Linked DNA regions of Homo sapiens: all the other regions are linked to region 3. A link is a contact called in ENCODE Hi-C or POLR2A ChIA-PET data. All regions are on one chromosome and are shown on one strand. Each heading gives the region's core, a stretch centred on a gene start or an enhancer-like site at or near the end of the contact. The rest is flanking DNA. Distances are from core to core; before and after follow the strand shown. Region 1 has its middle 49 kb from the start of ITPKB-IT1. Region 2 has its middle 45 kb from the start of LINC01641. Region 3 overlaps CDC42BPA (CDC42 binding protein kinase alpha).

Region 1 (4,043 bases), core at 192-2,691, 370 kb after region 3:
CCCCTGCTGTTCTCATGATATAAGTGAGTTCCCACAAGATCTGATGTTTTAAAAGTGTTTGGCATTTCCCCGCCTCGCTCACTCTCTCCTGCCACCACGTAAGACGTGCCTTGCTTCCTCTTTGCCTTCTGCCATGATTGTAAGTTTCCTGAGACTTCCCCAACCATGCAGAACTGTGAGTCAATGAAACCTTTTTTTTCTTCATAAATTACCCAGTCTTAGGTAGTTCTTTATAGCAGTGTGAAAATGGACTAATGCAGGTGGGGACCCTGGGTCTCTCTAAGGAGGCACTGTTTTTGTTCTGGGCTCTCTGAAACCCTTCAGGGGAGCACAACCTAGGCACCCCCCACACCCCAGTCCTCTCTCCTCACAGCAGACTGACTGTGCAGAACCAAGTTTACTCTTTAGCTCACAGGCTGGCTCCCATGCCCTCCCACAGAAACACGGAATATTATCCTAGTTCCCACAAACACCTCGAAACAGTGGACAAGTCATTTTTCTTGCTGTTTTACTGCAACAGCTGTGGCCCGCTCCTGGCATTTCAAGTGCCATGCATGGGCCTGAGATGACAAATTCAACAAGCAAGTGAGAAAGGGAATGGCAAACCAGGAGTGAGAAGATGGATTTCATGCTTTAGCAAGACATGAGGGCTTGCAGGGTTTTTTTTAAACAAGAAAATAACGAGTTGATGTAATAATGACAACAATAATACAAGAGAGGGTCAAAGTGCCATCAGACACCTGTCTCAGTCTGTTTGGACTGCCATAAAAACACAGCACACACTGCATGGCTTAACTGAAATGTATTTTCTCACAGGTCTGGAGGGTGGAAAGTCCAAGATCAAGGCCAGGCTAGTTCAGTTTCTAAGGAGGGCTCTCTTCCTGGCTTGCAGACAGCCACCTTCTCACTACGTCCTCACACTGCAGAGAGCACACTCCTCTGCTTATAAGGCAACTAGCCCTATTGGGTTAGGGCCTCACCTTTATGACCCATTCAACCCTTACCATCTCCTCACACGCCCTATCTCCAAATACACATGAAGGGTTAGGGCTTCAACATTTGAATTTGGGGTCGATAACGGTGCATCTGTTGCTAACTAACATCCTGGACGGTTTCTAACTTCCAACCTGTACCTTTTCAAACTTGTGAATGAGTAAAGCAGTTTTGGGGGGAAAAAGTGCAATGCTAATTTCTGTGGCTTTCAATGTGGCAACATGTGTTTGGGTTATTTTAAAAATAGCTTCTGCAAATTATGGACAAACAGTATCTTACAGAGCCAGTTTGCTGTCGACAGCAGCCCTGTTTTTATTTCAATGGAAAAAAAAATGCCCAATTTTAGTCATGCTTTCTGAGAACACGTGCTGGAGTGAGATCAAGAGGGCCGCCTACAGAGGCGTCTGAAATAGCCTGGCGCCGCCTGCAGAGGCTGCCCCCTTCTGGACGGTCGGGTGCATTACAAGGTGCCCGAAGAAAAGGAAGACGGGTCAGGAGCTCAGCGACGTCCAATCCTGTACCCCCAGGAATGCCCTGGAGAAGAGAAAGCTCCCTTTCTTTCATGGCTTCTCCCAGCCTGGCTACATCTTTGCCCTGGCAGAAAGGCAGTGACCATGGCAATGATGAAGGAATCGCCAAAACCAAAGGTTAGGGAGGGCTTCCTGTGTGCTGGGCAGGGTGGTGCACACTGTACACCGGTTACTTTATTTCATCTGTACACTACTAGCACCCCCAGTTGAGGGGGGTGCTATTAGTGTTATCATAAATACATGTATAAATTAGGAAACATGCTCAGAGAGATTGAATAATTTGACCAAGTTTGCACAGCTAGTGAATGCCAGAGCCAGGATTAGAACCCAGATATAGGGCATGGCGTGGCAGTGGTCGGGTTCGCAGGCACATGGCATGCAGTGTGAAGAGGGCCGTGGTGGGGCAAACATGGGGCTCCACGGAGTACAGAGGAGGCCTGACCCAGGAGAGGGACAAGAAGGTCACTGAAGGGAGGCTTTGCAGAGGACGTGGCACCAGGAGATTGGAGGATGGAGCAGAACATGAAGGTCACAGAGGCACCTCCAGAGCATGCTTCATCTGGAGTCACTCCAGGCAGTGGGAGCAGAGGACCCTTGTGGAGCTGGTGAAGGGGTCAGGGCTGGATCACGACCTGGGGAGCCAGGGTGAGGCGCATGGACTTTCCTGCAGTGACAAGCAGGTGTCCTTGGAGGCTGTCAAGGTGGGGCATGATGAGATCACATTTGCATGTGATGGGGTCACTCTGGCTGCCTGTGGCTTAAAGAAGGGAAGACAATGCGAGGAGATTCATTAGGAGGAGGTCAGGTGAAGCAGAGGAGAGATGATGGGGTCCTGAAGTGAGGTCAAGGCCATGAGCAGGAGAGATGACGATGAGGTTGCATGGATGCCCTTCCACTGTGGCTGTAACATCGTGGGCCTGGGTGTCCCGAGAATGACTGGCTGGTAGGCCAGAAGCATGGGGATGGCCCACCCTGAGCTGGGAGCATGGGAGGACAGGCAGGACTGGAGGGCAGGGGAGCAGGGAATGAGTTTAGTTGAGACACATCTAGTTACAGGTGGCTGTGGGACATCCACATCTGAGGCCAACTGGACACGTGGGCCTGGAGTTCAGGAACCAGACCTGGGCAGGAGTCATGGGGATAGCATCAGAGGATTGCTGGGGCGCAGCAGGCAGGCAGACACACACTGCCGCACTCAGTGAGAAATGCAGAATTGAGAAGTGGATGTGCCAGTGAGTCCTGAAGTTTCAGAATTAAAAGAAAAACATCAGATTATTAACAGAGATTGGTTTGAGTGATGGGATAATGAGTGGTTTCTCTTTTTTTTTTTTTTTTTTTGAGAGTTTTGTTCTTATTGCCCAGGCTGGAGAACAGTGGCGCGATTTTGGCTAACTGCAACCTCCGCCTCCCAGGTCCAAGCGATTCTCCTGCCTCAGCCTCCCAAGTAGCTAGGATTATAGGCATCCACCACCACACCTGGCTAATTTTTTGTATTTTTATTAGAGATGGGGTTTCATCATGTTAGTCAGGCTGGTCTTGAACTCCTGACCTCCTGTGATCCACCCGCCTTGGCCTCCCAAAGGTTTTTCTTTTCTACCTTACAGTTTTTTGCTTACTTAAAAATTTCCCAACAAGCATAATTGGCTTTCATAATCAGAAGTATGTACATGCGTAAGGATTTTGTTCTAGTCACTGTTTTGTGACTAAATCATCCGGAATCCTCCTGACAGAGATGGGCTCCCCTTCCGTGTCCCCGAGCCCTTCTTTTTTGGCACTTATTCCACACTGTGAATTGTCATCATCCTGGCATCCCCAGCTGCAGCCCGGGGCCTGGTACATAGTGGCAACTTGGAACCTGTTAGTTGAAGGAATGGAAAAATAGAACTTAGAGGGCCTACCACAGCCCATGCACCCCAGTGAGCAGGTGAGACCTTGGGACCACCCCCATCCCCCACCACCCAGGATCCATGACAGTGCCCTTGTCAGGATTAGAACAGCACCTGGGCTTGGGCAGGGGCAGTAACTTGCTGTTTATGGAGCTCACAAATTCTTAGTAGAATCTGTTTATAAAAAAACAAATCTAACTATTTGTAAATGCTAAAACTCATGAAATAAGGAGCAATAACAAATAATATATCAACACATACATCAATGAGCTTGTTAAAAAAGCTATGCTACTTTTGTAAGGGACAATTTGGCAATAAGTATTCCATTTTTTTTTTTTTTTTTTTTTTGAGACAGAGTTTCGCTCATGTCGCCCAGGCTGGAGTGCAGTGGTGCGATCTCAGCTCACTGCAACCTCTGCCTCCTGGGTTCAAGCGATTCTCCTTCCTCAGCCTCCTGAGTAGCTGGGACTACAGGCGCCTGCCACCATGCCTGGCTAATTTTTTTGTGTTTTTAGTACAGACGTGTTTCACCATGTTGGCCAGGCTAGTCTTAAACTCCTGACCTCAGGTGATCTGCCCACCTTGGCCTCCCAAAGTGCTGGGATTACAGGTGTGAGCCACCGCGCCCGGCCAG
Region 2 (4,008 bases), core at 1,472-3,971, 440 kb before region 3:
TCAGAAAAGAACAACCATACGATAAATGGCTTTTTGTCCTCTTTTCACGGGGTTCTGTTGGTGGTTCTGTTGCTATCTCAGTTCCCAAGCTGTTAGCAGGACCACGCTGTTTCCTTTGTGTACAACGAGATCTCAGTGTTCCAGGGCGGTGTTTCTCCCACCTAACAGCCCAGACTTGCCAACCATTCTTGCTGGATTAGGAAATGAACTACTGATCCTAAAGATTAGAAAACAAAATAGGGAGATATAGGGTCCCCAAGGACTTCTCTATTTAACTCTACCTCGGATTACTAGCTTTGTTCCAACAACTTTGCTTCAGTTCCCGGAGAAAATAACCAGGCTCTTGAGGTGGGCTGACCCCACTAAAGCTGCTGGGGTGGTCTGGACCAAAACGCCACATCATATGACATTTGAGGGAGTTGAAGTTACAGGAGGAAGGTGTTGATTCCAGAGCTTCACGTTTTAGCTAGACTTGGTTACACCCTTGTTTGACATCTTTTAGCCAACAAACTGCATCCTTGTATGCGCTTTCAGCATCTGCATTTGGAACAGTTGTCAAGCTCGTGTGTGTATCAGAATCACCCAGAGAACTTGTTAAAATGCAAATTTGTGGAACCCACCCCCAGAGTTTCTGATTCAGTAATAATGGGATGAGGCCTGAGGCTTTGCATTTCTTTTTTCTTTTCTTTTTTTTTTTTTTTTGAGATGGAGTTTCACTCTTGTTGCCCAGGCTGGAGTGTAGTGGCACGATTTCGGCTCACTGCAACCCCTGCCTTCCAGGTTCAAGCAATTCTCCTCCCTCAGCTCCCAAGTAGCTGGGATTACAAGCTGTGCCAGCACGCCCAGCTAATTTTTGTATTTTTAGTAGAGACAGGGTTTCACCATGTTGGTCAGGCTGGTCTCGAACTCCTGACCTTAGGTGATGCATGCACCTTGGCCTCCCAAAGTGCTGGGATTACAGGTGTGAGCCACCGCACCTGGCTCAGGCTTTGCATGTCTAACAAGCTCCCAGGGGACGCTGATGCTGCTGATTGGGAACAACAGTTTAAGAACCACTGATTTAGGAGACAGGACTGGTGGTTGTATCTTACCTGTGGGCTGGGGTGAAAATAAAGGTCAAGAGGGGAACAGATGTGGTGTTTTGTACAGTTCTGTGAGTTGTTTTTTTTTTTGTTAGTTTGTTTTTCGAAGAGAAGTTTGCTGTCTGTCACCCAGGCTGGAGTGCAGTGGCTTGATCATAACTCACTGCAGCCTAGAATTCCTGGGCTCAAGGGATCCTCCTGCCTCAGCTGCCTCAGTAGCGACTGGTCTCAAACCCTTGGGCTCAAGCAATCCTCCCACCTCAGCCTCCCAAAGTGCTGAAAGTACAGGCACCAGCCACTGTGCCTGGCCCAGTTTTGTGTTTTTACATATGCTTATAACTTAGCAGTACACGATTTCCATTACTCCGTGCTCCAGTAGTTGTGGGAAAGAGAGGCACTGTTTGGGAAGGGGCACATCAGTGTGTATCCCAACCCAGAAGCTATATTCTCTGCTCTTATAGTGACCCTGTCCACGCCCTGGTTGGAAATCAACTTGAAATTTGCATCTCTAGATTTTTTTTAAGTGTACTAATACGTGTCTCAAAATTTCACAGCACAACTGGTGTTCGAAGCCATGTTTTGGGGTGTCCTAATTCTGCCTACCCATCTCACTCTCTGTTCCCATGGCAGCTGTGCCCTACCAACTGATTGAGTGTCTGGTTGTCACCTGTCCATGTCACCCTCCCAGCCCATACGGGACCACTCTGTGGGGGCTCTGCAGCAAGCCTCGATGCACTGTGGACCAGCTGGCTGTGTCCCAGGAGTTCTTGGGGACCTGGCTGTCTCCTGATGTGATTTAAAGTTTGAGTTATTGGTGACATTAATGCAACTGCTCAGGAAGTAGAAAATCCCCAATATATATGTCCTGTGCCCTTTTAGAGAAAAGGAAGAGCTTAGGGGTGGGGAGGAGAATTCTTTGTTTTCATTGCCTACTACATTTCCCTAAATGATCCCCACTTCTAACATTTAGCCCTGGGAGGAAAATTCCCAAATAAGTTGTAATAGGAATCTGAAATCTTAGCCAGCAGGAGCAGAGGGAAAAATGTTGGTAATCCGCTATCTTTTTTATCACGTAACAGTCAAACTTTATTTTTGCTATGAGACTTTATTTTTAGGGTGGTGAATAGTCTCTGTAGAGGGTGATGGCTTCATTTTTATCCTCTCTGTAAGACGGTAATGCATTCTGCACAAACTATACTGCGTTAATATTTCTGCCATTAGTAACTTCTCATATATGAGAAAGTTAAACAATATCTATCTTAAAATAATGTTTTGTCTTATGTTGTACACTTTGAGAGTGTTTTAGAAAAATCCCTCTGTCCTCCCTAATGTTACATAATTTTTTTCTGCGTAAATTAGACTTTATTACTTTTTCCCTGCCAGAAATCTTAATCTGGGGGCATTTTTTATGAATGATGGAGAAAATTTGGTGCCTTATCTGGAGAGATAGAGAGATATAACTATTGGCCATAGGAAAAAAAATTTAACGGTAGTCAGTGTTCCTTGGAGTAGGTTTCATTTGTGTTTTAATACACTTCGCCATTAGATGGTAGCACAGTAATAGACATAACGATTTAGGGGTAGAGGCACGGTCTCGTCCCCCATTTTAAATAAGATCAGAAAGGTCTAAGTTGGTTTAATAGAACCATCAGATGGTCTTCGTCAACCCCAACACCGTAGATTTGGGTCTAGGACCTTAGTCCTAAGACTGTGGCAAGTCAGATTGGGGGTGAATGTTATAAACAGGAGCATTGGTTTCAGGTTGCCCTGTTACCTCCAGATCTGGGATAATTATCATTTAAGCCTAAGAATGCTTGGATGGGTTGGGGGTGTTGTTCTGAGACTCCTTAGCACAGCTTTTGGCCTCTCTTTTTCTCCCCTCCCCCCTCCCCTCCCCTCCTCTTTCTCTTTCTTTCTTTCTCTTTTTCTTTCTTTCTTTCTTTCTTTCTTTCTTTCTTTCTTTCTCTCTCTCTTTCTTTCTTTCTTTCCTTTCTTTTCTTTCTTTTCTTTCTTCTCTTTCTTTCTTCCTTTCTTTTCTTTCTTTTCTTTCTTTTCTTTCTTCTCTTTCTTTCTTCCTTTCTTTTCTTTCTTTTCTTTCTCCTCCTTCTCTCGCTCTCTGTTTCCTTCTTTCAACAGAGTCTTGCTCTGTCACTCAGGCTGGAGTGCAGTGGTGTGATCACAGCTTACTGCAGCCTCAAACTCCTGGGCTCAAGCGATCCTCCCACCTCAGCCTTGGAGTAGCTGGGACAATGGGCACACATCCTCACACCTGGCTAAGTTTTCGAAATTTGGATGTCGAAATATATAATTTATTATTACCTCATGACAGAGCTATTGTTTATCCAACATTCAAATTAAATACATTTCTTTGAATTAGTATTGAATTTTCTCTTCCTTGTGTCTATACTTTCCTAAATTGATGTTTAAAAAACACACAAGGGCAGTGTTTGGCAACTTCTCTCCCACATCATTTGTGACCTGGGAAAGGGAAAAATGGCTCTTCTCCAGTCTGTTGGTTTCAAGGGTCAGCTGCCCTTTGACATCAATGTCTTCCTGTCTTCTGCAGTGTCATAAGGTATCATTAACAGGAATTCCGTGTCCCAAGGGGACAAAAGAAAACCAGGTCAAGGGAACTTGCATGGAAGCTTAAACGTTTTTAAGAATGGCAAATTTGGCTCCATTTTTAACATAATTGAAAGACTCTCTAACAGTATTAGAAAGCTAATGGGGCTATACATGGCTGATAGAAATAGAAAAGAATCCAATTCGACCTAGTTTCCATAAAGATAATGAGTCCAAGAAGAAAACAAATCTGGAGAAATAAAGAAAACAGAGCGGATTTGATTTACAAACATTTTCCTGTTTTTGGAGTTAAGGTGATGGAGTCTCAGTGGGGCTCCACGGGTCCTAGACTTGCCAGGGCAGT
Region 3 (3,876 bases), core at 1,127-3,626:
AGGAAGAAGTTGAATCCCTGAATATACCAATAACAAGTTCTGAAATTGAGGCAGTAATTAATAGCCTACCAGCTAAAAAAAGGCAGGACCAGGCAGATTCACAGCCGAATTCTACCAGAGGTACAAAGAGGAGCTGATACCATTCCTTCTGAAACTATTCCAAACAATAGAAAAAGAGGGACTCCTCCCTAACTCATTTTATGAGGCCAGCATCATCCTGATACCAAAACCTAGCAAAGACACAGCAAAAAAAGAAAATTTCAAGCCAATATCCCTGATGAACATTGATGCGAAAATCCTCAATTAAATACTAGCAAACATTCCAGCAGCACATCAAAAAGCTTATCCACCACGATCAAGTCGGCTTCATCCCTGAGATGCAAGACTGGTTCCACATACGCAAGTCAATAAACGTAATCCATCACATAAACAGAACCAGTGACAAAAACCACATGATTATCTCAATAGATGCAGAAAAGGCCTTTGATAAAATTCAACACCTTTATACTAAAAACTCAATAAACTAGGTATTGATGGAACGTATCTCAAAATAATAGCTATTTATGACAAACCCACAGCCAATATCATACCGAATGGGCAAAAGCTGGAAGCATTCCCTTTGAAAACTGCAACCAGACAAGGATGCCCTCTCTCACCACTCCTATTCAACATAGTATTGGAAGTTCTGGCCAGGGCAACCAGACAAGAGAAGGAAATAAAGGGTATTCAGATAGGAAGAGAGGAAGTCAAATTGTCTCTGTCTGCAGGTGACATGATTGTATTAGAAAACCCCTTCATCTCAGTCCAAAATCTCCTTAAGCTGACAAGCAACTTCAGCAAAGTCTCAGGTTACAAAATCAATGTGCAAAAATGACAGGAGGACTTTTAAAGTTAAGTCAGAAACTCTGCAAATTGTTCTGGGATAGGGCTGGGCATTGGTGTTTGTCAAGCTCCATCATACGCTAAACAGTAAACCACCAGTGTTGCTGATCTGCAGTCAGTCAGTTCCAGTGTCGAGGAAATGCCAGCGAGCCTGTGACTGCAGCCCAGGGGCTTCGCAAAGAAGCTGAGGAAGGGAGGTGGAAGGGGGATTACCAAGGACAGAGTCTGCCCAGGCAGGCTCTTGTTCAGTTTATTTATGAACGCTTGTGTATTTTGGTGGTCATTAGATAAATGTGCTGCTTTAAACTATCATTTTTTGACATTTTTCACTGAATTCTTAATGTGAAAAACAATTGAGACATGTTAAACCCGCAAAAAGTTGAAACAAGCACAACCTGTACCTTAGAGTTGTGCTAAAACCTCAACACAGTCTTTTGGACCAATCATCCTAATACTGAAACTCAGCACGATGAAGGCATGTTTAAGCAAAAACCTTGTCATAGTAGGGAATGCTAAGAGCTTTAAATAGGTACTGACAATAGCCCCGAGATTCCCCAGGGTGTTCTGGGTCTTCCCTTTTCTTCCTGTGAATGCTGCTGGTCCACTGTTACCTACCCCAACTCTGAGAACAAAATAGAGAGTGAGTTTGAAGAAAACCTCACTTTTATTTTACATCTCAGGCTCTTTGCCCTGTGAAGTAAAAGTACTTTTATGTTTTCTTTATGGTTTTATGAAAATTTTCTAGAAGATAAGCGATATTTCTTCATTGAGTGGCATGGCCTCTCTCGGGATGGTACAACCGAGCTTCCTCATTTAGCGCATCTGTTTTGAGCCTGCCGTGTGCCATGTTCTGTGCTAGGCCCTGGAGAGGCAAAGACACCTCATCTATTGGGAGAATGACAGGCACATGATGATAACATGACTTCATAAATGCCATGAAAGAGATGTGTGAAAGATGGCTGGGAGCCGTCAGTGGCTGGGAAAGATGTGCAAGGCAGCACCAGGCAGGTGGAGACTTGAGGGATTCTGGGGAATTGTTAACAAGCAGGGCATTGGGGCAGATGGCACAGCCTAGAGAGTGCTCGCTCACCGGGAGTCCCCGTGGCTGGGGTGGACAGGAACAGCGAGTGAGATTGCTGGATTCGGGGTTGAGCTCAGGGCAAAGGTACTACAGTTGGACTTACTGCGCTTCAGGGGAGGAGTGGTCTGGGGCCTGCAAAGGATGGCCTGTCAGCTCAGCAGTCTGTGTGCTTTCTAGAGTATTGTCCCCTCTGCATATGTAAAATTTTGCCTGCATGATGTACTGTAGGGTCATCCGCACAGAATGGCAGCGCATTAAAGAGGGAATTCTCTGGAGGAAGCTACAGTGCCAAGCGGCAGCCCATGCCCTCCCCGTCAGAGGGCTCTTTGTCCTCTGGAGGCATGGACCAAGGAAGTGATGCCCCAGCGAGGGACTTTGACGGAGAGGTGAGTGGGCAGGGTTCCGGAGACGTCATGTATCAGAAAGACTAGGGCATCTTCCCAGGCAATCCCACCACCTTGGGATTGGCCTCAGCTGCAGCAGGGTTCGGGGTCAGGGGCCAGCATTCACTCTTGGCCAGCGGGCAGCTAGGCCAGTCACTCGGGCTGCAAACTGCAGTTTTCCCAGAGGCATTCAGACTTCTGGCTTTTGTGTGAAAATACCATCATCTGTAAAGGCCTACAGAAAGGACGGAGCTTGTATGTTCCGTGCCTCTTCCTCAGCTCATAGAAGGGGCTTTATACCGACAGTGAGGCCGCCCCATGGGGTTATTTGGTCAGGGTGGCTGGAGGGGGCGGTGGTAATCTGAGCCCCTTCTGCCTCCCTTTCTCCCCCTCCTTCTCATTAATGTTTTACTTTGGGCCTTACAGGACTCTGACTCTCCGAGGCATTCCACAGCTTCCAACAGTTCCAACCTAAGCAGCCCCCCAAGCCCAGCTTCACCCCGAAAAACCAAGAGCCTCTCCCTGGAGAGCACTGACCGCGGGAGCTGGGACCCGTGAGCTGCCTCAGCACTGGGACCTCTCGCTCTCCGCTCCCTGCCACTCGCCTCCTCTCACTTTCATCTCTTCCCTCCACCTCGCCTGCTCGGCCTGAAAGCCACCAGGGGCTGGCAGCAGTAGCAGGACAGGGATTCAGGAGTTCTGACGACACGACTCTCAGATCCACGCCCCCAGCCTAACAGCAACAACAAAGACAGACTTTCCGTAGCAGCTTAGATTAACGTTGATTTCATTCCATGCACTTAGAGTTGCTTTCAGTAACATTTTACCCCTACTCCCAAAGGTAGCTTAAATAGACAGATTACACAAATGTAAGTGATAAGAATAAGATTAGACAGATTTTGCTTTCACAGTAGAGTCTCATTATAGTCCTAAAATAGCTCATGGGCTTCTCCGCATCCAGAAGGGAGAATTGGTCCCTGGAGTGGCTCACTAAGCTCTTAATCAGCAAACGCAGTGAGTATCAACCTGATTGTTGCCAGGAAATCCTTATGAATTAAAACAATGCATATTTTACTACAGTACAGAGTTTAAATGAATACATAAATGTAGAAGTACTGAATGTATATATTTAAAAGGAGCCTCTTGTATTCAACAAAAGATGGATGCATATATAAGAGAGATGATTTAATTTAAAGAAATATGTTGTTTCTTGTCTGTAATGTAATGTAAAGGGTGGAAAGGCCTCAAGCTCACATTTGTAGAGAGAGAGCGAGAGAAATCAGAGTTCCCTTTATTGCCCTGTCCTCAAACTGGTCATAGGCTCTAGTCACCTGGGGAGCTGTAGAAAACACTTGCAGAGCCAGGTTTTGCTGGTTTGGGGCATGCCCTGGGCACCAGAGCTTTAACATTTGAAGCCACTTCAGCAGCAGCAGCAAAAGGCGAACTCATCTCTACCCAAGATGTTTCTTTTCCTAGTGGTGGAATTTGAACACTTCTCACTTTTTATTGTATTTTATCTTCCGCAGATAA

Evidence for each region. Hi-C counts contacts between places; a loop is a spot of excess contacts on that map. ChIA-PET counts read pairs that join two places held with the same protein, here RNA polymerase II (POLR2A). Pooled maps may share reads with other maps.
Region 1: a map with no recorded cell type shows a loop between it and region 3 (4-fold over the local background). The contact joins two enhancer-like sites. A Hi-C loop is called at or near these places in 2 of 168 maps with a recorded cell type or tissue (PC-9 and endothelial cell of umbilical vein), 2 of 37 single-sample maps with no recorded cell type and 10 of 50 pooled maps.
Region 2: a map of IMR-90 shows a loop between it and region 3 (5-fold over the local background). The contact joins two enhancer-like sites. A Hi-C loop is called at or near these places in 12 of 168 maps with a recorded cell type or tissue (Caco-2, Calu3, IMR-90 and 8 more), 9 of 37 single-sample maps with no recorded cell type and 17 of 50 pooled maps. POLR2A ChIA-PET finds 5 or more read pairs at or near these places in 1 of 52 experiments (BJ).

Annotation. Positions count from the first base shown.
Region 1 is chr1:226,624,034-226,628,076 of GRCh38, reverse strand. No RefSeq gene overlaps it. Among named protein-coding and RNA genes, the nearest start is that of ITPKB-IT1, 49 kb to the left of the region's middle. RefSeq lists an enhancer at 38-137. Within about 2 kb of position 1,441, at least 2 of the 41 ENCODE cell types and tissues checked have a DNase peak (open chromatin) inside an H3K27ac peak, as active enhancers do.
Region 2 is chr1:227,436,509-227,440,516 of GRCh38, reverse strand. No RefSeq gene overlaps it. Among named protein-coding and RNA genes, the nearest start is that of LINC01641, 45 kb to the right of the region's middle. Within about 2 kb of position 2,721, at least 3 of the 41 ENCODE cell types and tissues checked have a DNase peak (open chromatin) inside an H3K27ac peak, as active enhancers do; they include dorsolateral prefrontal cortex, where a contact is called at or near this core.
Region 3 is chr1:226,993,296-226,997,171 of GRCh38, reverse strand. CDC42BPA (CDC42 binding protein kinase alpha) reads left to right here. Exons shown (of 37, transcript NM_001394014.1): 36 at 2,192-2,349; 37 at 2,773-3,876. The coding sequence ends at 2,904. Among named protein-coding and RNA genes, the nearest start is that of COQ8A, 55 kb to the right of the region's middle. RefSeq lists silencers at 2,357-2,503, 3,618-3,818 and an enhancer at 3,381-3,876. Within about 2 kb of position 2,376, at least 3 of the 41 ENCODE cell types and tissues checked have a DNase peak (open chromatin) inside an H3K27ac peak, as active enhancers do; they include dorsolateral prefrontal cortex, where a contact is called at or near this core.